2 separate regions of the Mus musculus genome follow, and region 1 is linked to region 2. Evidence: chromatin loops called from intact Hi-C (ENCODE). Cell type or tissue: heart. All regions are shown on one strand. Links, peaks and the distances in the headings refer to the core of each region. The heading gives the core; the rest is flanking DNA. Region 1 has its middle 54 kb from the start of 1500009L16Rik. Region 2 overlaps Washc4 (WASH complex subunit 4).

Region 1 (12,533 bases), core at 1,736-9,735, 210 kb before region 2:
AGAGAGATCAGCCAACATTCCTCAGGGCACACAGTGAGCAAGGAGGAGAGCCGGAAGAGCAGCGTGGTCGCCCAGCCCCTTTCTGAAGGACCACATTCCCCTGCCTCTAAAAGGTTTGGGAAGCTACTAGAGGAGACTCAGCAGGGATAAACACTAGCATTGCCCCCCCCCCAAGTGTGGGTCAGGAGGTAATGCATGTCAATGTGCAGGCAGTACTCACGCGGGCGGGGGAGTAGACGCATCCAGCCTGGTGGGCACTTTCACAGATGGAAACAGCACCAGGCTATGGTAACCAGGATGCTGGGGCAGGGAAGCCACGATATGGACCTTCAGCCCTCTTGTAGGTAGCATAATAGATGCCATTCAAGGCCTATGAACTTGGACCAAAATGAAGACATGATCAAGAAACACAACACACAGAGTAAAATTAGCTCAAAAGAGTAGAAAAATAAATAAAAAACAGCAAATCATTCTATCCAGAGCCAACATGTGAGACTAGAGAGTATTCAGGGAGGCACAAGGAGGGCCTTGATCAAGACAAGAGATGCAAACATCAGGAGAGAAAAAAAACAGGCAAAAGGCAGACCCCCGTGGAAGAGTCAGCCTAAACGTATAGAAGCTGATACTATTAGTTAAAATAGACAAAATGTAGTGGAGCCAGCACAAGTTAATGAGTGGTTGTCACAAAGCCTCCCAGGAGGAGCCAGCAGGTGCTGTAGCAGTCATGAAAACAATAGTAATTAGCACAGGAAGGAGAAACTTAAAGGACATGGAGAATAAGAGATGTGTTGAGGACTAGATCTTGAAAATCTTGGAAGGCCGAGTGGTGGTGGTGGTGTGCGCCTTTAATCCCAGCACTCAGGAGGCAGAGACAGGCAGATCTCTGAGTCTGAGGCCAGCCTGGTCTACAGAGTGAGTTCCAGGACAGCCAGGGCTACACAGGAAAAATGATCAGGAAACAAACAAGAGTCAGAAAAACAAAACAAAACAAAACCACCACCAACAACAACAAATGAAAGAATTAATTAATTAATCTTGGAAGAAGGAAAAATAACACAAAGAACAAACAACTGCAAATATAATGGAAGACATTCGGGGAGAATATGTAGAGAGGAAGATAAACAGCTATAGGAGGAACAGAACTATACAGACCTGACAGGAAACATCAAGAGGCATGCTCACCCAGACGTATTAATACTTAAAAATGGCAAAGACCAAAAGAGTACATAGAGGATGGACTGCCTAGCTGAATCAACAGTCAGACTGACATGGCATCTAGTAGTCAGGGTGAGTGCAGGAAGGCCCTTGAATACCATTTTTTTAATATATTCATTTTTTATGTGCATGAGTGTTTGGCCTGCCTGTGTGTCTGTGCCAAAAGAGAGCATCAGGGTCCTCTGGGGCTGAAATTTCACACAGTTGTGATCTGAGAGCATAGGTTCTGGAAATTGAACCTTGGTCCTAGGGGAGAGCATCCATTGCTCTTAGCCACTGAGTTACCTTTCCAGCCCCAAATACATTTCTAAAAGGTGCAAGTGTTAACAGTTTGCATCTGTAAAGCCCCAACAGGCTTATGTGTTTGAACAACTGGCCCCCAGCTGACAGCAGTGTTTGGGGTGTTTGTGGGCCTGGCTGTTACAGGTCACTGGGAACAAGTTTTCAAAGACTTTAGTGTGGTCACATCTCTGTCTTGCACTCTTTCTTGATCCACTCTCATGAGCCACCAACACAGACTGAAGGGCTGTAACCTCCCGCAAGTCTACTTGGAGCTATCCAGCTACAGTGCTCTGAGGTCAATGGGGTCAGTTTGTTACGCTAAAATATAAGAAATCAGAATCCTGTATCCTTATTTGATCACGAGTTCTTTTCTCCCTTTTCTTTCATCTCTAAGGTGTGTGTCAGTATAATTGAGGGATCTCTCTGTCTCTGTCTCTGTCTCTGTCTCTCTCTCTCCCTTTACCTTTTCTCAACAAGGTCTCATGTAGCTTAGGCTAGCCTTGAACTTGCTATGTAGTCAAGGATGGAAAGAGAAAGTGGGCCAGGGAGATGGAACTCATAACCACCACAGCCCATAAGTTCTCTAGGTAGTTGCACAAATAACCTTTGGTTTGGGGGGTTGTTTTGTTTGCTTGCTTGGTTGGCTGGCTAGCTGACTGGTTGGTTTGGTTTGTTGTTTTGTTTTGTTTTGTTTTGTTTTGTTTTGTTTTGTTTTGTTTTGTTTTGCAGTGGTAGTGATGGTATTGGTTTTTGCTTTGTCGGGTTTTGTTTCTTGTTTTGTCTTTTTGATTTGATTAATCCCAACAGGTTCAAGCTGGCCTGAAACTCATGGCAATCCTCCTGCCTCAGCTTTCTAAGTGCTAGAATTACAGGTGCAAGCCACGCCTTCACGTCATGTTTCTTTACTTGTTATTAAACCTATGTATCTGTGTCTGTATGGGTGGTGGGGATGTGAGTTTGTCACAGTGCACCTGTGTGGAGTCAGAGACAGGGCATGGCTGTGTCAGCACTTTCCATCAGCCACATAGGACCAAGGATAGAACTCCGGTTGTCAAGCTTGCCAGCAAGAGACTTTGCCCATCGAAGCATCTGGCTGCAGCAGATATTCTAATAGTTCTCTTTTCAATCACAGCATAGTGGAACTCACGCAGAGGTAGAGAGAGTCTGTAGGAAGCTTCAACCCTAACAACCACCACCACTAATGATACCATTCTCTAGTGATAATGTGTTGGCTCAGGGGGATTTATTGAAGAAGATGTAGACAGACAGCTTTTAAATCAAACATGAATGAATTGCTCTCAAAATACTCATCTCCCAAGCTCAGCTCTGAGAACCACACAGCTTTTTCAGCCCTAAGTCTAAATGTCATCAGAATCCTCCCAAAAACATATGATAAGGTCTGTGACAGAAATTCCCCTTTCCTGGTACCAATCTCCATCTTAGTTAGAGGTTCTGTTGCTGTGATAAAACACCATGAGCAAAAGCAACTGGAAAGAAGAGGTTTATTTCATCTCATACTTGCTGGTGACAGCCCATCACCAAGGGAACTCCGGGCAGGAACTAAGACCCCCGAAGCTGGGCTTCCGTTCAAGTTCCAGGGTGAGCTGGCCAGCACCCCAATGACTCAAGAGAAAACCACACCTGATGCAAACTGCAAGAGGTTTTATTATCAGCTAGCTGAGGACGAACTCCTTCCGCAGTGCAGGGCAGGGGAGTTCGACCCCCAGCAGCAACAGTAGAAGGCTTTTAACAGCTAGCTGAGGAATTGGGAGGAGTTGGGAGGAGAGTTGGGAGGAGTTGGGCGGAGTCTGGCTACTGCTCTTCTCTGGCGGAGGGAGGGGAGGGGTGTCCTTGGCACAGGAAGCCAGGCAAGCACCTGGCTAGGTCTTTTTTACAATTATCGCATCTCTGATTATAAGGTATTGAAACAACAACAACAACAAAAAAAGCTTTTTGCTGGCTATAGAGAACAAAGAGTTTCTTTTTAGCTGTATTTTTAGAGATCAGGGAAAACAAGCTTGGGGGAATGTTTTAGGGGCTTTACCTCCCAGGGACAAATGCTCTAAGTCGGGGTCTCACAGAACCAAGAAGCAGTAGCTGAGGCATAGAAACTGGAGGGTCGCTCTGTGATGGCTTGTTCCCAGTACTTTCTCAGCCTGCTTTCTTACTGCCCTCAGGACCGACCTGCCCAGGGGTGGCACTGCCTAACCCTCCTTTTAGAAAATGCACCACAGGCTCGCCTACAGAACAATCTGCAGGAACATTTTCTCACTTGAGTTTCTCTTGTTAGCTTGTGTCAAGTTGGAATAAAACTAGCCAGCACAGATAGGAACTCTTATTTCCCACTCCTCTTGTATCCTGTGGGAAGATTTTTTAAGACGGACTCCCCATTGGGCATGCTCAACTTGACTTTTTTCTCCCAGGCAGCCTTGCCCACAGGAAGCACAGTCTCTGCTTCTCTGGGTGAGCAAGTCATGTGGAGAGTAAGCATACACAGAATGCTCCAGACTGTTGATCTGATCATTTGTTTCCACTATGGGGCCCTGGAAAGTGCTCTCAATCTTAAGGTCAAGTTAAAGTATTCCAGTTATAAGACTTTGGGATGGCAAGGTGTCTCAGATGGTGTAGGCACTCTGATGACCCAAGTTTGATTCCCCAGGGCCCACATGTGGTGAAAGGAGCAAGCAAGTTCCTAAAAGTTGTCCTCTGATCTCCACAGGGGTGTGTGTGTGTGTGTGCAAACCTACACAAATGTGTGTGACCTACACAAATGTGTGTGTGCATGCACACCCAATACATAAAGTTTTAAAATAGACATTGAATAAAAATAAAAATGACCGTCTCAAGGAGAGTTGGCAAATCTGTTGCCTAGAGTAATATAATCCAAGAGTTCTGCATTCTTATAAATTTATATATAAAACTATTGCAACAGACTGCTTGCTACAGTTTCATTGGTCCACAGAACAGTTCGGAGATCAACTCATTATCCAACCTTTACATTATCCAGTGCAGTCAAGAACTGTAACGAGCAAGAAACACTCCAGCTGCAGGTGTTTAGCATTGCTGTGGCATCCTGACTGTGCAGGACCTGCTTTAAGAGACCAATGTGTCCTGAGTGACTACAGTGTCTATCTCTCCACAGGGTAAGGAATTGGTGGCCTCGGTCTTTGTGACATTTTAAATCCCTTTGTGGCACCACAAAGTGGATGAATTGAAGTAATGAAAGGAGGAACCAGCTAGATGGCTCAGTGGGTAGAGGTGTTGGCCGCCAACCCTGACAACTTGAGTTTCACGACTTGAGTTCAATTCCCAGGACCCGGTGGGAGAGAATGGACTCCTTCAAATTGTCCTCTGAACTCCACACATGACCCGCTGCCTGTGTACCCTCACCCATACACATGTAAATAACGTGTCATTTAAATTTTAAATAACAGAAGTGTGTTATTTCCCCCAAATAGAGGCTAAAAGTCCCCAGTGGCTGTGCACTCTGCAGCAGAAGCACCCTCCTTGCTCCCTTTAGCTCCTGGCATTACCCACAATCCCTGACTTCCGTGTGTATCTGTTTTCTCCCCCTGCAAGAACACTCGTCATTGGGTCCGATGCACCTGCCCTTGTCCATTGTAACCTCATTCCCCCTGATGAGATCTGCACAGCCCTAGCTTCTAAATTAGGGTACATTTAGAGGTTCTGTGTGGACATGAATTGGGAGCAGTGCACAACATTTAGGAAAAGAGAATCAGAAGGCCCAGGCATCGCCTGTGTGGGAGTGAGAAATTATGGTCTGGCTCAGGAAAGATGCCTAGAAAGTATGCAAGCTACTATTCACTTACATACTGCACCATCCATGCGAGAGGCAGTCGAATGTTAAAAACAGCAACGACACACATGCAAACGGACCCGTGTGTTCCACAGCCATGTCTGTCACAGACTCAGTCCTGTGTGTTATTGATGTACTGATATCACTGGACGCTTACCCTGTAGCGGGACTTTTCGTCACTGTCTGAGTATTAAGTCGTCTCACCTTCAAGTTATTTGTCTGTGGGTCCTCATTCACCTTAACTGTAGGATGCAAATATCTGTTCTTGTGTAACAGTCGTCCTCAGCCTGTGAGCTACGACCCTCTTGGGGGTCCAACTACCCTTTCACGGGGGTCACTAAGACCATCGGAAAACACAGGTATTTATATTACAATTCATAACAGCAGCAACGTTACAGTTATGAAGTGACAAAAAAAATAATTTTATGGTTGGGGGTCAGCACAACATGAGGGACTGTTTTAAAGGGTCACAGCGTTAGGAAGGGTGAGAACCATGGCTCTATACCAAGACTGTCGTGGGAATCCAGTTGGTTAACCTGCATGTAATAAGCATTTCAGACATAGACTTTTAAAGTCTTTGTTACAGACACTGACTCCGTTCTATGCATAAGGAAACAGGGACAGGGGAAAGCTAAATAAAGTGTCCAACGTTCAGAGCTAGCAGCTAGGGAAGCCTGCTGGGCTAGGATGGAAACAAGGAATAGGCCCATCAAAACACGGAGAGAGATCAAGCCGCTATTAGATGCTCTGGCCACCAGAGGGCAGGAGATGCATGTATTAGAAAGGCATAACCAGCCACAACTTTTTTTTTTTTTTTTTTTTTTTTGTCCGTTTTCTACATTAAAAACTGAAAGTTTTCCTGGGCATGGTGACACACACCTTTAATCCCAGCACTTCGGAAGTAGAGACATGCGGATTCCTGAGTTTCAGGCCAGCCTGGTCTACAGAGTGAAATCCGTGACAGCTAGGGCCACACAGAGAAACTCTATCTTGGGTTGAAGGGACGGGGACAGGGGTCCGAAAGCTTTACCTAACCCAGTGGTCCGTGCTGTATCACAACACTTGAGAGATGAAGGCAGCACAATGAGTCTATCCCCCACCACACAGTGAGTTCAAGGCCAGCTTTGACTATGTGAGATTCTGTCTTTAAAACCAAAAATCAGAAACCTGAAAGTTTTGTTGTAAACTTTATACCAATCATTAAAGAAGCTGGTTCAACGTTGTCTATAACCATAAAGATGAGGCACTTGCTGTGAGTATCTAATTCGATCACATCTGTACATGTCTAGAAAGCTGACCAGCAGATGAAATGCCAGCCAGCATTACATTCAATAGCAGCTCCACTAGGTGAACCCTGCCTGGGCTGAGCCCACTGTGCGCACGGGTGGTATTCACTGAGGAACGAGAAGCAGGGACCCTCCAGGTACAAGATGGTGCTGGTGTGGCCTGCAGCATTAGAGAGGGAAAGAGATTGGGGGTGGGGGGAGGACCTCAGAAAATACTGGAACAAAGGAATGCGGCTGAGCTTGGAAAGCCTTGTGGTGAGCTGTCCCTTGGGGTCAGCATAGAGGCCTGTTGTATAGCCTCCCTCATTGTAGACCATCCCGTGCCTTTGGAGAATATGAAGGGAAGGAAGAGAAATGGCCAATCCCTGTGCAATATCCCTACAAACCTGAGAACAGCGTTTAAACTATGAGCCCATGGCATACACTTCAGATTCAAACCATTGGGGCTGTACAGGGTGGGGCTTCTCTGGTGGAAGCCGGCCTTTAGGACTGGGTCTTAAAGGTTACACAGCTGCTGACTCGGGACCCTGGCTTTGTCTCACCACAATCTCTCTCCTCCGTAAGCGCCCCCATTCTGTCCCCAGTACGAAGGAGTGAAATCCCCAGAGGCAACGTTAATCTTTTCTCCCAGGATAGTTTCTTAACTGTCAACTTGACCCAAACAAGGATCACCCGTGGAAAGGATTCTTAATTAAAAACTTGTCCAAATTGGGTTGGGTGGTGGCATTGTCTTGTTAATTGGTGTGGGGACCTCTGTGCCACTGTGAGTGATGACACTCCTACTTGGGGGTTCTGGACCGTCTAAGAGAAGAAGGCAATCAAGTAGGCCTGTGTGCATTCATTGCTGTCTGCCCTCAACTGTGGATACGTGTGAGCAGGCTGTTATGTGTCACTCTCCAATGATGGGCTGTACACTGAAGGTAAGTGGGTGTATTAGTCAGGGTTCTCTAGAGTCACAGAACTCACGGATAGTCTCTAGTTAGTAAAGGAATCTATTGATAACTTACAGTCGGCAGCCCAATTCCTTACAATTGTTCAGTCGCAGCTGTGAATGGAAGTCCAAGGATCTAGCAGTTACTCAGTCTCACACGGCAAGCAGGCGAAGGAGCAAGAGCAAGAGCTAGACTCCCTTCTTCCAATGTCCTTATATTGTCTCCAGCAAAAGGTGTAGCCCAGATTAAAGGTGTGTTCCACCACACCTTTAATCCCAGATGAAAGGCATAGCCCAGATTAAAGGTGTGTTCCTTAACTCGGAGATTCAATCTTCTGGAATCCATAGCCACTGTGGCTCAAGATCTTCAAACCAAGATCCAGATAAGCATCTCCAAGCCTCCAGATAAGGGTCACTGGTGAGCCTTCCAATTCCGGATTGTAGTTCATTCCAAATATTGTCAAGTTGACAACCAGGAATAGCCACTACAATCCACCCCTTGTCAACTTGACACAAATAATATCTCATGTTCACATGAAACAATAACAAGGTTGTAAATACGCCTAACATGATATAACTATCCCTCGTACAATCGCAAACGCATTAGTAAATTTACAATGGGCATTCATATTACTTTATAATCCTCGTTTCTGCAACTGGTTACGTGGCCTTAATTGGTATTTATAACTACCTTCCTCTACTACCCATTCTGTATTTCCTTCACCTTCAGCCAGCACCTCAGCAGGTCTTGGCTCTTTTCCTGGAGGATTGACCCATACCTTCATTCCTGATGGGTGTGCGTCCTTTGTCATCCTGCTTGGATTAGGCTGTTGTAGTTTCCCATTGACTTTAATCACAGGACATGGTAGTACTAAGAGACGCCCTAAGGGATCTCCTGCACTCCAGACATAATCTTGCTTACCACCATTGTGAAGAGGTAATCCAATTTCCCCATGGTAATCTGGATCTATCACCCCTCCTAACACTGTTATTCCTTTTTTAGCCTGTTGGTTTAAGGGCATTAGAAGCCCAAAATGACCAGGGGGAAGTCTGAGCTTCCAGTTCAATGAAATGTTTGTTGTAGCTCCTGGTAGGAGCACTCCCCTCTCTGGAGCCAAAACTTCTAAGCCAGCAGAACCTAGAGTTATGGGGACAGGAAGCAAAAATTTTCCTAGAGGGTCACTAGGAGTGATAGTAAGTGGAACTATTCCGTTTTCCACCCCTTGATTCCTGGACCCATGAATCCTGGCTATGGGTGAAACTGTACCATATATCGAGCGCTGATTCAAAGCATATACTGCCTTCTGAAGAACTCTGCCCCAACCTTCCAAGCTGTTACCACCTAATTGGCGCTGTAACTGCGTCTTCAAAAGGCCATTCCATCTTTCTATCAGCCCAGCTGCTTCAGGATGATGGGGAATGTGGTAAGACCAGTGAATTCCATGATCGTGAGCCCACTGTCGTACTTCTCTGGCTGTGAAATGAGTTCCTTGGTCAGAAGCAATACTGTGTGGAATACCATGACGATAGATGAGGCATTCTGTCAGTCCGTGAATGGTGGTTTTAGCAGAGGCATTACGTGCAGGAAAGGCAAATCCATAACCAGAATAAGTATCTACTCCAGTAAGAACAAAACGCTGTCCTTTCCACGAAGGAAGTGGTCCAATGTAGTCAACCTGCCACCAGGTTGCTGGCTGGTCACCTCGAGGAATGGTGCCATATCTGGGGCTCAGTGTTGGTTTCTGCTGTTGGCAGATCTGGCAATCAGCAGCAGCAGTAGCCAGGTCAGCTTTGGTGAGTGGAAGCCCGTGTTGCTGAGCCCAAGCATAACCTCCATCTCGACCACCATGACCACTTTGTTCATGTGCCCATTGAGCAATGACAGGGATGGCTGGGGAGAGAGGCTGACTGTCCACAGAACGGGTCATCTTATCTACTTGATTATTGAACTCCTCCTCGGCTGAAGTCACCTTTTGGTGAGCATTTACATGGGACACAAATATCTTCACATCCTTTGCCCATTTGGAGAGATCTATCCACATACTTCTTCCCCAGATGTCTTTCTCACCAATTTTCCAATTGTGATCTTTCCAAGTCCCTGACCATCCAGCCAATCCATTGGCTACAGCCCATGAGTCAGTGAATAATCGTACATCTGGCCACTTCTTCTTACAAACAAACTGTAATACCATGTGTACTGCCCGAAGTTCTGCCCACTGTGAAGATTTCCCTTCACCTGTGTCTTTCAAGGTTGTCCCAGAAAGGGGTTGTAATGCTGCAGCTGTCCACTTCTGGGTGGTGCCTGCATAACGTGCAGAGCCATCAGTAAACCAGGCTCTAGTCTTCTCCTCTTCGGTCAGTTGATCATAGGGAACACCCCATGAGGCTATAGGTGCATGCTTGGCAGCAGATGGCATTGTAACAGGAGTAGAAACCATAGGCATTTGAGCAACTTCTTCATGTAACTTGCTTGTGCCTTCAGGACCTGCTCTGGCCCGATCACGTATATACCACTTCCATTTGATAATAGACTGCTGCTGTGCACGTCCCACTTTATGACTTGCAGGGTCTGATAGTACCCAGCTCATGATGGGTAGTTCAGGTCGCATAGTGACTTGGTGTCCTATTGTCAGACGTTCAGTTTCCACTAAGGCCCAATAGCAGGCCAAGAGCTGTTTTTCAAAGGGAGAATAGTTGTCTGCAGATGATGGTAGAGCTTTGCTCCAAAATCCCAAAGGCCTTTTCTGTGATTCACCTACAGGGGCCTGCCAGAGGCTCCAAACAGCATCTCTATCAGCCACAGACACCTCAAGTACCATCGGATCTGCTGGGTCATATGGTCCAAGTGGTAGAGCAGCCTGCACAGCAGCCTGGACCTGTTGAAGGGCCTTCTCCTGTTCCAGGCCCCACACAAAGCTAGCAGCTTTCCGAGTCACTTGGTAAATAGGCCTAAGTAACACACCCAAGTGAGGGATGTGTTGTCTCCAGAATCCAAATAGACCCACTAAACGTTGTGCTTCTTTCTTGGTTGTAGGAGGGGCCAGGTGCAATAACTTATCTTTCACCTTAGAAGGAATATCTCTGCATGCTCCACACCACTGGACTCCTAAGAATTTCACTGAGGTAGATGGTCCTTGAATTTTGGTTGGATTTATTTCCCATCCTCTGATACGCATATGTGTTACCAATGAGTCCAAAGTGGTTGCTACTTCCTGCTCACTTGGTCCAATCAGCATAATGTCATCAATATAGTGCACCAATGTGATATTTTGTGGAAGATCCAAACGATCAAGATCCCTTCTAACTAAATTATGACACAGGGCAGGAGAGTTAATATATCCTTGAGGCAAAACTGTGAAGGTATACTGTTGGCCTTGCCAACTGAAAGCAAATTGCTTCTGGTGGTCCTTATGGACAGGTACTGAGAAGAAGGCATTTGCCAGATCAATAGCCGCATACCAGGTGCCAGGAGATGTGTTAATTTGCTCAAGTAAGGAAACTACATCTGGTACAGCAGCTGCAATTGGAGTTACTACCTGATTTAGTTTTCGGTAATCAACTGTCATTCTCCATGATCCATCTGTTTTCTGCACTGGCCAGATAGGAGAGTTAAATGGAGATGTGGTGGGAACCACCACCCCTGCATCTTTCAAGTCCTTGATAGTGGCAGTAATTTCTGCAATTCCTCCAGGAATACGATACTGTTTTTGATTCACTATTTTCTTTGGCAGAGGCAACTCTAAAGGCTTCCATTTGGCCTTTCCAACCATAATAGCCCTCACTCTACAGTTCAGGGAACCAATACAACTTCTGTATTAGTCAGGGTTCTCTAGAGTCACAGAACTTATGGATAGTCTCTAGATAATAAAGGAATTTATTGATGACTTACAGTCGGCAGCTCAATTCCCAACAATCGTTCAGTCACAGCTGTGAATGGAAGTCCAAGGATCTAGCAGTTACTCAGTCTCACGCAGCAAGCAGGCGAAGGAGCAGGAGCAAGAGCTAGACTCCCTTCTTCCAATGTCCTTATATTGTCTCCAGCAAAAGGTGTAGCCCAGATTAAAGGTGTGTTCCACCACACCTTTAATCCCAGATGAAAGGCATAGCCCAGATTAAAGGTGTGTTCCTTAACTCGGAGATTCAATCTTCTGGAATCCATAGCCACTATGGCTCAAGATCTTCAAACCAAGATCCAGATAAGGATCTCCAAGCCTCCAGATAAGGGTCACTGGTGAGCCTTACAATATGAGAATTCTGCCAATTTCTGAGTATATCTATCCCAATTATACATTCTGGAACTGGGGAAATCACCACAGGATGTGTCCGGGGACCTACTGGACCTACTGTGAGTCGGACATCAGTCAAAACTCCATTAATCACCTGCCCTCCATAAGCCCCTACTTTAACTGGAGGGCCACAATGTTTCTTGGGATCCCCTGGGATCAGTGTCAACTCAGAACCAGTATCCAGCAGACCCCGAAAAGTCTGATTATTTCCTTTTCCCCAGTGTACAGTTACCCTTGTAAAAGGCCGTAGGTCCCTCTGGGGAAGAACTGGAGAAAGGGTAACAGCAAAACCTTTGAGTGTCTTATCAAGATCCTTCCTCAGAGGAACCTGGCCACCCCTTCATTCAAGGGGTTCCGGATCTGCAAACTGTCTCAAGTCTGGAAATTGATTCACTGGCCGAGATTGCTGTTTACCACGATCTAATGTAGCCTTTCTTTCATTTGTTTGAGAATTTTTCTGCTTATACAGATCAAACAAATATGCAGTAGGCTTCCTATGTATTTCATTCCTGGAAACACCATGATTGATTAGCCAGTACCAAAGGTCCAAGCGAGTCATGCCATTATAAATTTCACCTCTCCTGTGCTGACCATTACTGGGTATGTTATTATAAACATTCTTTTGTCTACGCTGTCCATTATAATAACTAGGATCACCTTGTCTCCGGCGATTCAATGCTGCCACCTGGCCCTTGTTACCTCGGGATCCAACTAAG
Region 2 (12,533 bases), core at 2,302-10,301:
CAAGACGCTGTTCACTATATTTTTTGTCTGAAATTACTCTTTTCTTAAAGATGAAACAGATAATTATTAGTTTTGATTCTAACATGGTTAAGTTTCCAAAGGAAACAAAGTGTCTTCTCTGTTCTCTACAGCAGCGCTCCAGAGAGCACAGAAAAACTCCTTCCCCCAGTGTTCTGAACTTGGCCTCGCTAACTGTCTGAGCACTACAGGAAGAGCAAACAGTGGTTTACTTTAAACACATTCAACATCAACCTTACTAGAAAACATTTCTAAAATTGAGGGGTCAAAACCTTTCCTTTCACTCTACTAAGATTAGCTGCTAGTAGGGTTTTCAGTAGGTTACATGGGGCACCCAGGGCTTTCCAACAGGCTAGGCTAAGTTAGATGGTTTTCTGGAATGTTGGCTAATGCACTGATTACATCGGAGAGTACCATTCTGAGCACATTTAAGGTAAGCCAGGCTGAGTTCTGAGACTGTCAACACGTAGTCTTGTATGAAGAAGCCCCTAAATTAGTCAAGCATGATAACTTTCAGAGACTACAATCCTGCTAACTGTAAACATTACAAAATGCAATGGATACAGCGCTGTAGAAATAACACATCTGGCAAGAAATACAGATAAAACAGCAGAACACGATACCTTCATTAACCTGAATGCATAATAATCTGCATACCTTGGCTACAGAAATAGAACTAAGAGCCTGATGTTGAAGGTGCTGTGTTATATGTGACACCGAATCCGCCACAACCATGCTTCTCCTGTAGAACATATGCTCTATTGCCTAAAAGAAATAAAAGTTAACTTAAAACTTAAATGCAAAATCATTAAAGAAAACCTTCATGACCCTAGGAAAGGAAGGGATCTGTAAATGAGACTAGAGGAGTGTGAAGGTAAAATCAAAACAAACGCACACAGACACACACACATACACAAAAACCAACAAAAATCCACCACTTGGGGCTGCAGAGAAGACTGAAGTCTTTAAGTGTCTGCTTGCTTCACAGGCATTAAGAACCAGGTCTGACTCCCCACACCTACATAAACACCAGGCAGCCATGGCAGCAGAAGCTTATCCCCCCAGTGCCTAGAAGACAGATAGGATCCTGGAGCATGGAGCCTCACTGGTCTCAAACAACAAAGTACATAGCTTCAATATCTCAAGTTGACCTCTGGCCTCCACACTCAGGTGCACATACGCCTATACACAAAGACACACACACACACATACACAGAGACACACAAACATGCTGGAAAAGTCAACTGCAGTAAAATTAAGCACCTGCACTTGTCAAAAGTCATTTAAGGGGTTGGGGATTTAGCTCAGTGGTAGAGCGCTTGCCTAGCAAGAGCAAGGCCCTGGGTTTGGTCCTCAGCTCTGGAAAAAAACAAAACAAAACAAAACAAAACACCACAAACAACAACAAAGTCATTTAAAAAGTAAAATAAAGGGCTGGCGAGATGGCTCAGTGGTTAAGAGCACGAATGCTCTTTCAAAGGTCCTGAGTTCAAATCCCAGCAACCACATGGTGGCTCACAACCATCCATAACAAAATCTGATGCCCTCTTCTGGAGTGTCTGAAGACAGCTACAGTGTACTTACATAGAATAAATAAATTTTTTTAAAAAGTAAAATAAAAAGATAAGACATCTACTAAAAGATTATTTTCTATAAACATTCCAAATTCCAAATATATCAAAAATTTTTTACACAATCAATAGAACCATCCCCAGCAAAGCACAAATAGGTTTTCTCAAACAGCGAATGCACTGATTACCCCAGGGAGCCAAGCTAATCTGAGCACGTTACGTGAGCCTGGCGAGCCAGGCTGAGCTGAGACTGTCAGCACGCACCCTTGTATAAAGTAGTGCCTGTATTAGTCAAGCACGATAGCTCTTCAGAGGTTCTTTTCAATTTTAAGTTCACTTTCTCCCAAGTTTGTATTCTGATGCAACCAGAAAGCAAAACCCGCCAAGAGCATTCTACTGTAGCTGAGGTCATGTCCCCAGTCCTGGTGGCAAAGGAAAACAGCACTGACTTACCTTGAGAAGTTCAATGAGCCTGCATAATGCCTTCACTGAAGTTTTGGTCATAGGCTTCTGCATGGACATGTAGAGATTCATTGTGGTCTTAATAATGGTACTAATACTATATGCATATAAGAAACCCTACAAAAGAAAATAAGCATTGGAATTACAGATTTCATTCAGACTTTGCTCTCCATGTATGTTGTCCATAAGCATGCCAATAGCCAGTATTTCTAAGTCTATTATTTATTACTTCTATGTGTATGGGCATTGTACCTACATGGATGTCTGTGCAATGCATGAATGCAGTGCCTGAGGCCAGAAGCAGGTGTTGGATCTTTTAGAACCAGCGTAATAGGCAGTTATGTGCTGCTGGATTAAACACGGGTCCTCTGGAAGAGTACCCAGCGCTCTTAACATCTGAGTCATCTCTCCAAACACTCAATGTCCCTTTTCAAGCCAATTCTTAAAGAGACAGAAATACTATTCCTGACAACACTGTGAGTTTCAAATCAGCCCTTAATAATTTCCTGAACTATCAAATACCAGACATTTACATATTTACTGGCTTTTAAAAAGCTATTCACTTAAAGAAAATGAAAACCCCTTCAGTAAAATGGTGTGTAAATGCCAGGGAAATACCTGATAATTCATCCGCATCCTAACTGCTGAGGAGACAAGATCCCATCTGCGATGCTCAGAGCAGGGAATCACAGACTAAGGAAACTGACAGGTGGGCAAAGCTGCTTCCCTGAACACTGCAGACATGCAAAGGAGCTTCTGAACCTCGAGCTAACAGCACCCTTCCTCTCTGCCTGGACAGCAGCGCTCAGCCTGTGCGTCAGACACTTACATTGTGCTTCCAAAAAGCAGCACAACCAGGCTACGTACTAACAGAACAATTTCACAGCTGGGGTCACCACAATAGGAGGGTACCCAGCTCAGCAGGTGAAGAACCGCTGGCCCAGCCCAATTCCACAGGCCACCTACTATCTGCCTCTTGTCACTTTCCTCTCATCTAACCCAAGAACTAGAACGCATTCTCTCCTCCTCTTCTGTTAGGAAGGAGCACAGAAGTCTTTTGCTACTTAAAAGTATTTTTTAACTCCTCTAAACTCCAATTCCTCTAAACTCCAGGGAGACTAAATAGTAAGTAAGATAATGAATGGGATTATACATTTAAGAGTGTGTGTGTGTGTCCAGGTGTCCATAGAGGCCACTGGCTCTGCTGGAGCTGGAGTTACTGATGGTTGTGAGGGGTAGAAATCTGAACACAGGCCCTCTGAAAAAGTACCAAGCTCTTTTAACTGTTGGGCCATTTTTCCAGCCCCTCACATGTTTTCATTTAAACCTCCAAAGGATTTGAAACGACAAACACATTCATATACATTTTTCTTTAGTTTCTTTTTAAAGTAAAACAAATTTTGGGGGGCTGGAGAGATGGTTCAGCAGTTAAGAGCACCGACTGCTCTTCCAGAGGTCTTGGGTTCAATTCCTGGCAACCACATGGTGGCTCACAAACATCTGTAATGGGATCTGATGCCTTTTTCTGGTGTGTCTGAAGAGAGTGACAGTATACTCATATAAATAAAATAAATATATCTTTAAAAAAATTTTTTTCATACAGTATTTGGATGTTTTCCCCTTCCCTAGTTCTCTGCAGATCCTCTCTGCCTTCCTACCTACTCAAATAAATACAAAACAACAAACAAAAGCCCACAAAAACCATATAAAACAAAAACGGGAGGGTATGGAGGGGGGCAGAAGTACATATACATATAAAAACATGTAATTTGTTTTATGTTGGCCAACAGCTCCTGGACATGGGCCCTGAATGTGGTTGATTTTTTTCCTTTTGCCAGCAGGTATCAATAGCAAATATTTTCTTGGTTAGGGGTGGGATCCTGTATCCACTTTCCCATCTCACTACTGAAACTCCCTCTGGCTAGAAATTGTAATGGTCTTTTGTGTGATGCCACAGTCTCCGAGCTAACTCTCCTATTCTAGACTTCTCTTTATCAATACATAACACTATATTCTATTTTCCCTTCCTGGGGAGACCCTCCTCTTCCCCCTGGTACCTGACCTCTTAGTTATTCAGATGCAAACACATACTCATCTTCTGAGGGTCTGGGTTACCTCACTCAAAATGTTCTTTTCTAGCTCCATCTACAAATTTCATCATTTTATGTTTCTTAACAGCTGAGCGATATTCCACTGTATAAGTGTCCCCATCTTCATTATCCATTCTTCTGCTGAGGAACGTCTATGCTGTGTCCACTTCCTGGCTATTATGAATAGAGGGGCAGTGACCATGGATGAGCAGGAATCTCTGCAGTAAGATATAGAGTCCTTATTCCCAAGAGCAGATAGCTGGATCTTGAGGTTGACTGATTCCTGACTTCCTGAGGAACCACACTGATTGGCTGTACATGTTTGCACTCCTACCAATGAATGAATGCTCTCCTTTCCCTCATCCTCAACAGCCATCTTCTGTTTTATATCTTGGCCATTCTGAATGGGATTAGATGAAATCCCAAAGTAGTTGTAATTTCTATTTCCCCGATGGCGAAGGATGTAGTACTGCTTTGTTCTCAGCTATCTGTGCCTCATCTTTCTTTGCTTAGCTCTGTACTCCATTTAACTGGGTTATTTTCTGGATGGTCAGTATTTTTAGTCTTTATGTATTTTAGATATTAACCTTCTATCAGACTGGCAATCGGTAAAGATGTTTTCCAGTTCTTTAGCTGTCACTCTGCCCCAGTGATAGAGTCCTTTGAGTCCCTGAGCTTCCCAGCTAATGGACTTCCATTTATTCATCACTGGTCTTTGGGCCAATGCTACCAGTGTCCTGTCCAGAAAATCCTTCTTGTGCCAATGAGTTTAAATCTATTCTTACTTTCACTTCTCAGATTTGGGAAACTGCTCTTATGCTGAGGCCCCTGACTCCTCTGTAGTTGAGTTTTGTACAGTATGGGTCTATTGTACAGTACAGAATGGGTCTACTGAATTTTTCTACATGTATCCATCGCTTGACCAGCACCAACACTTGCTGAAGATACCGTCTTTTCTCCAGTGTCTACTTTTGACTTTTTGTTCAAACGAGGTGTCCACAAGTAGGTGTGTGTGTGTGTGATATCTGGGTCTTCAATTTGATTCCACTGATAACGTGTCTGTTTGTAGGCCACAACCATGCCACTTTTATTATTACGGCTCTGTATTACAACTTGGTATCTGGGATGATCATATGTCTGGCAGTTCTTTTATTATTCAGGATTATTTTAACCATCCTAAGCTTTTGTGTTTCCATATGCAGTTGAAGATTGTTTTGTTCAATTTCTACTTAGAACTGTGTTGGTATTTTGATGGGAATTGTATTGAATCTAAAGATTGCCTTTTGTAAAACGGGCATTTTCATACTATTAATCCAAAAGAATAGGTGGTCTTTCCATCTTCTGGTGTCTTCAATTTCTTTTCTTCACTCTCAACATTTTTATTGTATAAGTCTTTCACTTGTTTGGTTAGAGTTATCCCAAGATACACATATTTTTTTAAGCTATTATAAAAGACACTGTTTCCTGACTTCCACTATGTCTGTCATTTGTATATAAGAAGACGGCTGACTTCTGTGGGCTAAGTTTATATCCTACTACTTTACAGGTTAAATATGTCTTATCATTCTCTGAATGTCCTCAGTGTCTGTTGTAATCCTCCCCTCTATGTGTAATTTTATTAATTTAGATCTTCTCTTCTGTCCTTTGATTAATTTGGCTAAGTGCCTGCTAGTCTGCTTCCTAAGCACATGTAAGAAAGCACTAATCCAGGATTGACTATTTCTGACTAGCAAAGTGGCAGAGCCAGTTTCCCTGAACCTTACTAGCTCTGTGTTGAAGAGATGTGCTCAATTTAGAGAACAAAGGAATATAACAGAGGACAGTGTCCTGAGAGAGTGGCACAAGACTGAGGCTTGTGACATACTCTAGTTTTACCTTGTCAGCTAGAGGATTATCACATTAGACTGCACTTTTATGTACCACTGGGAAAGCTAAAAGCAGAATAAGAAATGGTAAGCATCCAAGGCAGGCAAGACAGAGAAGCCTTGGGCTAGTGAGATGGCTCAGCGCCGAAGATCCTGAGTTCAAATCCCAGCAACCACATGGTGCCTCACAACCATCTGTAATGTGATTTGGTGCCCTCTTCTGGAATGCCTGAAAACAGCTACAGTGTACTTACATATAATAATAAATAAAAATAAATCTAAAAAAAGAGAGAGCAGCTTTTGGTGGGAGTCTTCAAGTATGTTAACTGCTCACGCCACAAACAACCTGTTTGTCTTTACTGTTACGGACAGAATACATAACACAGATGACTTTCCTAGTAAGAACCATTAGAAGAGCTTGGTAACACTCGCGGAAAGCATCAAAGAGCTCCCAGGAAAATGAGGAAGTGAGTGGTCAAGCTCTGGGGGGAACCTAGAGCAGTGAGGCTGACACTGAAGCTGCTTCTCAGAGGCTCTGTCAGAAACAGAGAACAAGGGCAGAAACCAGCTCATGGCCCGATAAGAAGACAAAGATGGTGGCTAAGGAAATGGCTCAGTGGGCAACACACTCAAGGGTGCCCAAGTTCAGGTCACTAGACCCATTTAAAAAGCTGGGCACAGGGGTGCCTGTCTATAAACCTAGCTTAGAGGAACAGACATCTCCCAAAGGAATTGCTACTCGGCTGCTCCAGCTCAAACAGTGAGCTCCAGGTTCAGTGAGAGACTACCTCAAAAGTGAGGTGAAGAACAATTGAGGAAGACATCTAATACTAAGCTCTGTCCTCCACATACATCCACAGAATCAAGCGCATCCACACACGTACACTCACTCTCTCACTCACAAACCAAACAAAACCAGACTGAGGGAAAATATACACTGTTTACAGAAGACACACATTCCATGTAAGAAGCTACAAAGGCTGCATGGAAGGCTCAGTAAAGACACATCATGTAGACATTAGCCAAAAGAAACACTGTGCAACGGCGTTAGTATCCGACACAAATGATCTCCAACAGAAAGCATCAGTAGAGAGCAACATGTATTGCTACTTCCTGGGACATGTTGATCTCTAGTGATGCTTTTTGTTGGAGATCATTTGTGTCTGATATTAATACAGTTGCACACAGACTAAATACATGTAATCTTTTAAATTAAAGGTAAAAGAAATCCTCATGTATCTGGAAATAAAAAGATAATCTTTCAAGAACACCCAAAGGAGCGCTGGCAAGCAGGTAAGGGCACTTGCGGCTAAGCTTGACGGCCCGAGTGTGCTCTTCAGGACCTCGCCTTTCATAAACATAAATGTACTTACCCAGGGAGCTAGAGGCACTGACTCCCCTAAAGCCAGGCAATCAAACATGGGATCTTTGCAGGAGCAAGTGCTCCCACCGCGAGCTATCTCTGTAGCTCCTCATTCTGTTTAAATATAAACATAACCCTCCTTTCCAGAGTTGTGGCCGAGTGTAACTCCTGTAAATTCAAGTCACAAATTTGAAATTATACCCAAAACATTCTAAGAACACACAACTACCTGTATGAAAACATTGCATCTGTTGGTGAGGTCTTCAGCAAATGTATCCATCCTCTGCTCTTTAGATAACATAGACTCCATCTTCATCATCCATGAGCTCACAAAGACGTAGTAAGACTGCACATCTCTAGCAAAGGAACACAAAAATATATGTCCACGTCTCATATGACAAGAGTAAAATACCCCTTCCAGCAGTAATTGTATGCTCAAGCCTTCAAAAGGAATCCTATATGCACACATAAGTTACTGAACTTATAACTATGCAGTGAGTACCTATGCAAGACAGACATTAATTCTAGCTGAGAGCACAGCAGATGAAAACTCCTGGCACCACAAAGCTTGGATTCTAGGAAGGACAGTTATAGGCTAAAGCAATAACCAAAGTCAAAACCATTTTTAAGTGTCTGGTGATACATCCTGGGGGACGCGGGGGCAGACAGGGACACAGACCAGGGCCTGAGGTAATTCTATAATTTTAAGTAACATGATCATAGTGTGGATGATTCTGAGCCATGATCTAGCCAGATTAATAAGATGTGCAAAACAAGTACAAAAGCCCTAAGGCTTTGGGAACTATACCCAGCTTGTTCAGTAATAACAAAAACCCAGGATGGCTAGAGTGCAAAGAGAAAGAGGGACAGAAGAGCAGATCAGACATAGAGGGAGGGTGGGAGGGGGAGGGACTAGGCTAAGGTCTTGTCTAAGAGAAGCCACTGGAGAGGAATGGTTCTAAGGATCACTATCACTTTGCCTAATGTGTTAAAAATAAGCCATCGTAAAGAAAACATCTATAAAGCAACTATAATGATGCAGGAGGAAGAAGACAACATCTTCAGTGAGAGTAAAAACAATGGGAACAGAGGCTAGCAAGATGCTCAGCAGTTAAGAGCACTTTCTACTCTTGCCAAGAACCCGAGTTTAGTTCTCAGCACCCACATGGCAGCTCACAACTCAAGTTACAACTCCAGCTCCAGGGGATCGGCCTCTGTGGGCACCTACACATACATGGCATACAGAGCCAGGCACATATAGGTTTTGGTTTTAATGGAAAAAAAATAGTAAAAGAAGCCAGAATCTAAATTTAAAAGCTAATTTGAATGTTTATGCTATACCAATAACTGTGCTAAACTTGACACAAATTAGTTCATTCAAACCCCATATTAACCTTATGCAGTAGTTAGAAAACTCAGGCCCTCAGGAGGACTTTAAACAAGTATAAATATACTCACCTCATGCCTGTCACTGGGGTGGGGGGTGAAACATCCTTATTACTGTTATCTGCATGGGTTAAACTGAGCCCCTACCCAGATAAAGCAGGACCTATCACATACCCATGTTACACATGCCTCACTCCCCTGCCTCAGTCACACAGTATAAGTCACACATTAACTAAATCTGCTTCCTTATAACTCAATACCTCTTTTTCCCTTAGAAACCTTTAGGTGGACATCCTGCTTTGTCCAACAGGACTGAAGCATCTTACACTTCAGGGCCCTGCAGTGCTGGCTGTGAGTTAATTCTCTTGCCTGAAGAACCTTTCAATTCAGTGAGCCTCCCTCTCTTTGCTCCCCTCTATCCCACTCAGTGAATCTCTCTCCTTTCCCTCCCCAAAACTTAACTGTAGGGACTATGTTCTTCATTTTAGAGAAGATGAAACTGCCACACAAAGTAACATGTCCTGCCCACATCAGGAGCCAGGATTGAAACCCAAATCCATGGCAGATACTCAACCCACGGCACATGATGACACTGTCAGGATAAGCCCCAGAAGCAAACAAAGACAGCAAGAGAGGACAGGCCGGAGGGAGGAGGGGACGAGGGGGGAGGGATAGGGCAGGAGGAGGGAGGAGGGGGCGAGGGGGGAGGGATAGGGCAGGAGGAGGGAGGAGGGGGCGAGGGGGGAGGGACAGGGCAGGAGGAGGGAGGAGGTAAAGAAATGGAGAGGAGAGGACTCACTGCACTGTTTATGGCAGGCAGGTCACATGTAATCCCTAGCACTCAGGAAACTGGGGCAGGAAAAAACAATTCTGAGCATAGAAACACAAAAAACATGCTCAACCAGCCTTGGGTCAGACAATGTGGATGAAGCAGAGCTTTCTGTCAGTCCTGCTGCTACTCTTACAGCCAGATGGCGGATCATCACTGCCTTTCAAGGATAAAAAACTGAAACTGCTCCAGGTCCCAGCTCATCTTGTTGTTGGATGGGACGGACGGGAGGGATTCAGTTATCCATTTGTTAGCTCCATTTTAAAGTATAAATTTGGGAAATACTAAGGGAAAAATAATCCCCTGCACTGGTAAAAAGCAGTGTCAGTATCTACATAGGGACTTGATGGTCTCTGGAAAGCTCAAACCTCCTACCCCACAGGCAGGTCTTGCCCGCATCACCCAGGAATGGTAAAATGCAGCTGTGCACCAACTCTGTCCGAGGGGTCAGGGGCACTGACAGCAGGGAGCAGAGGACAGCCCCCAGCTCCCTTTCCACTTCTAGCAACAGAACTGCCTGCAGACAGCTGTCACCTCACACCCTCCTGTCAAGTGGTAGGATCACCTGCCCCTACATTTTACAACAGCAGAGTGAATACTAGGTTTCTCTGGCACAACTGCAAGGAAACTGGAAGGAAAAAACAACAAACCCAGCACCACCATCCTTTCAGATCATGGAGCTCTATCCTGACTTTACAGAAATGTGTTAAACTCACAAAGCCTAGACATAGCCGGGATAGCAGCACCCTCCTTTAATCCCAGCACTAGGAGACAGGCATGGTGGATCTCTGAGTTCAAGGCCAGCCTAGTCCACACAGTGAATTTCAGGATCGCCAGGGCTATGCAGAGAGACTCTGTCTCTTAAAAATCAACAAACAAGTAATTAAGTAAATAAATAAAAATGCTTTGGGGTAAAACTCTGTCAGATAAGGGGTCTTGGAAAAGAAAACATTCAATCTCCACTTACTAGATTTTCCTCCCAACAGCCTCCTGGGCACATACACAGCTGTGCACACTTGGTCCACACAGCTACATGGCAGACGCTGGAGTACCAGCTCACCAAGCTCACTTCTTCATGCCTTCCTCTCCTCAGCTGACGTCATGGCAAACAGCTGAGAGAAGCACATGACACTTTAAACTTAAGAGTGGACGGCCTGGCTGAGGTTTAATCTCAGTATTCCAGTCTCCTCAGGAAATGGCAATCCCAGGAGCAGGAGCGTCGGCTGACAGGCTGTCCTACTTACTGTGTCTTATAGATGAGACCAGTGAGGTATCTGGAGATTCCTGTGACCTAAAAGGGAACTTAGTTATGTTCATTTCTTCCCCATGAAGATGGGGCGGGGGCCATGACTCAATGCTACAATCTTTTGTCCAAAGCCTGCTCCATTTCCAAAGGTCCACACTGCTGGCAACTATGTTGTCCTTACCTGTCACTGTCCCTTCAAAGTCTAGTAAAGGCCTTCTAGGTAGAGCCGCAGAGGTCAAATCTGCTCCCTTCTGAATCTGAACGCCACACACATTCAGAGACACCACCACATTTCCCTCAGATGTCTCTAATGGCTTGCTTCCCAGTCCTCTAATATCACCATCCAGCTCTTCTCAGGACGTTACAGTTTGGGTTCTCTCTAGCAACACACACACACAACAATCAGATGACACACACACTACACACACCAAACACACATACACACACAAAATAGTTTTGAGTTTTAAGAAAGAAAGCAAAGTTCTTGAAAAATCAATCTGGGGACTGGAGAGATGCTTAGAACTAGAATTTGCCATGCATGCAGACCTAAGGCCCAGGATCTGGATCCGAGCAGCACACGGTGGGAAAGAGCCAGCTCCTGCAAGCTGTCTTCTTTCACACGCACACCCAGATACACTAAGTCAGTTAGTACAGAAATGTGAAAGACAATCAATACAGAAACTGTAAATATTGTCTGTTATTACGTAGTATCTTGTGATTCAAGTACTTTCTGTATCAAATATCTAAACACTTTTTTACAGTTGTTTTATAAAACTTACTTGTTAAGTGACTGAGCTTTCTGCTGTAGGAAGGTATCCCTGTGTATTTTAATGGCTTGAAGACTTTTTCTGTCTAGAAGTTTGGCAGCTGCTGGCATTTTATGAATCAGAAAATTATCAGGAAACCAAATAATATTAGCAGTTAAAGTGATGGCTGGCACCTGAAGGGAAGGAAAAGAAAGCAGACCCAATGATGCTGTGCTGAAGAGTGCTACAGCACACAGGGAAGGCAGCTCAGAAAACACAGTTACCAAAGTCTCAATGTGTTACAGTGTGTCTTCCCCTCACACTTATTGTAGAAAGAACAAAAGCATTCCCAATGGGTGGTGAGCACAGCAACTTTATTCTGCCTAAATATTAACACACACACACACACAGACATACACACAACAGATTTCACAATAATTAATAATATATAAAAAGCATGATGAAATTCAACCTTTCATAACATTACTGCCAGGGCATATTAATAAAATACTAGAAAAAAAATAACCTTAAACATAGCCAAGGCCTTATTGCTGTTATTATTTGATAGTACTAGACACAAACTAAGTTTCAATTCTGAAACTGGGTGTCCTATCATGGAAATAGCGAAGATGAAAATAACAATTTAATGAGGGCAAAGGGGACAGCCAAAGGAAGGAGGAGGCAAGGCCATGGTAACAGTACTGACAGGATGTTAACATGTCAGGGCATGGGTGCACTCCTGCAATGCCAGCACTCAGGAAGTTGTGGCAGAAGGATGGCTGAGACTGAGGCCAGACTGCACTGCACAGCAAGACCCTGTCTCAGAAAGAAAGCAAAGTTAATGTGCACACACACACTAAGTACACTCACCATATATATATGTGTGTGTGTATGTATGTATATATACATATATATATATATACATATATATGTATATATATGTATATATATATATAT

What was found. Peaks named below come from ENCODE experiments on the same cell type or tissue, not always from the same donor. Only the 100,000 strongest peaks of a DNase experiment are listed, where the experiment ranks them.
Region 1: a loop joins it to region 2, with 4 times the contacts of the local background. A loop is called at or near these places in 2 of 42 quality-filtered maps.

What each region holds. Positions count from the first base shown.
Region 1 is chr10:83,770,193-83,782,725 of GRCm38, reverse strand. No RefSeq gene overlaps it. Among named protein-coding and RNA genes, the nearest start is that of 1500009L16Rik, 54 kb to the right of the region's middle. In heart, for the core only: a CTCF peak has its summit at 6,059 (motif pointing right); no DNase peak of the experiment used is centred there.
Region 2 is chr10:83,559,603-83,572,135 of GRCm38, reverse strand. Washc4 (WASH complex subunit 4) reads right to left here. Exons shown (of 33, transcript NM_001033375.2): 13 at 11,610-11,770; 14 at 7,599-7,725; 15 at 2,043-2,168; 16 at 676-783; 17 at 1-43. Among named protein-coding and RNA genes, the nearest start is that of Washc4, 22 kb to the right of the region's middle. In heart, for the core only: a CTCF peak has its summit at 6,240 (motif pointing left); no DNase peak of the experiment used is centred there; H3K27ac peaks cover 267 bases.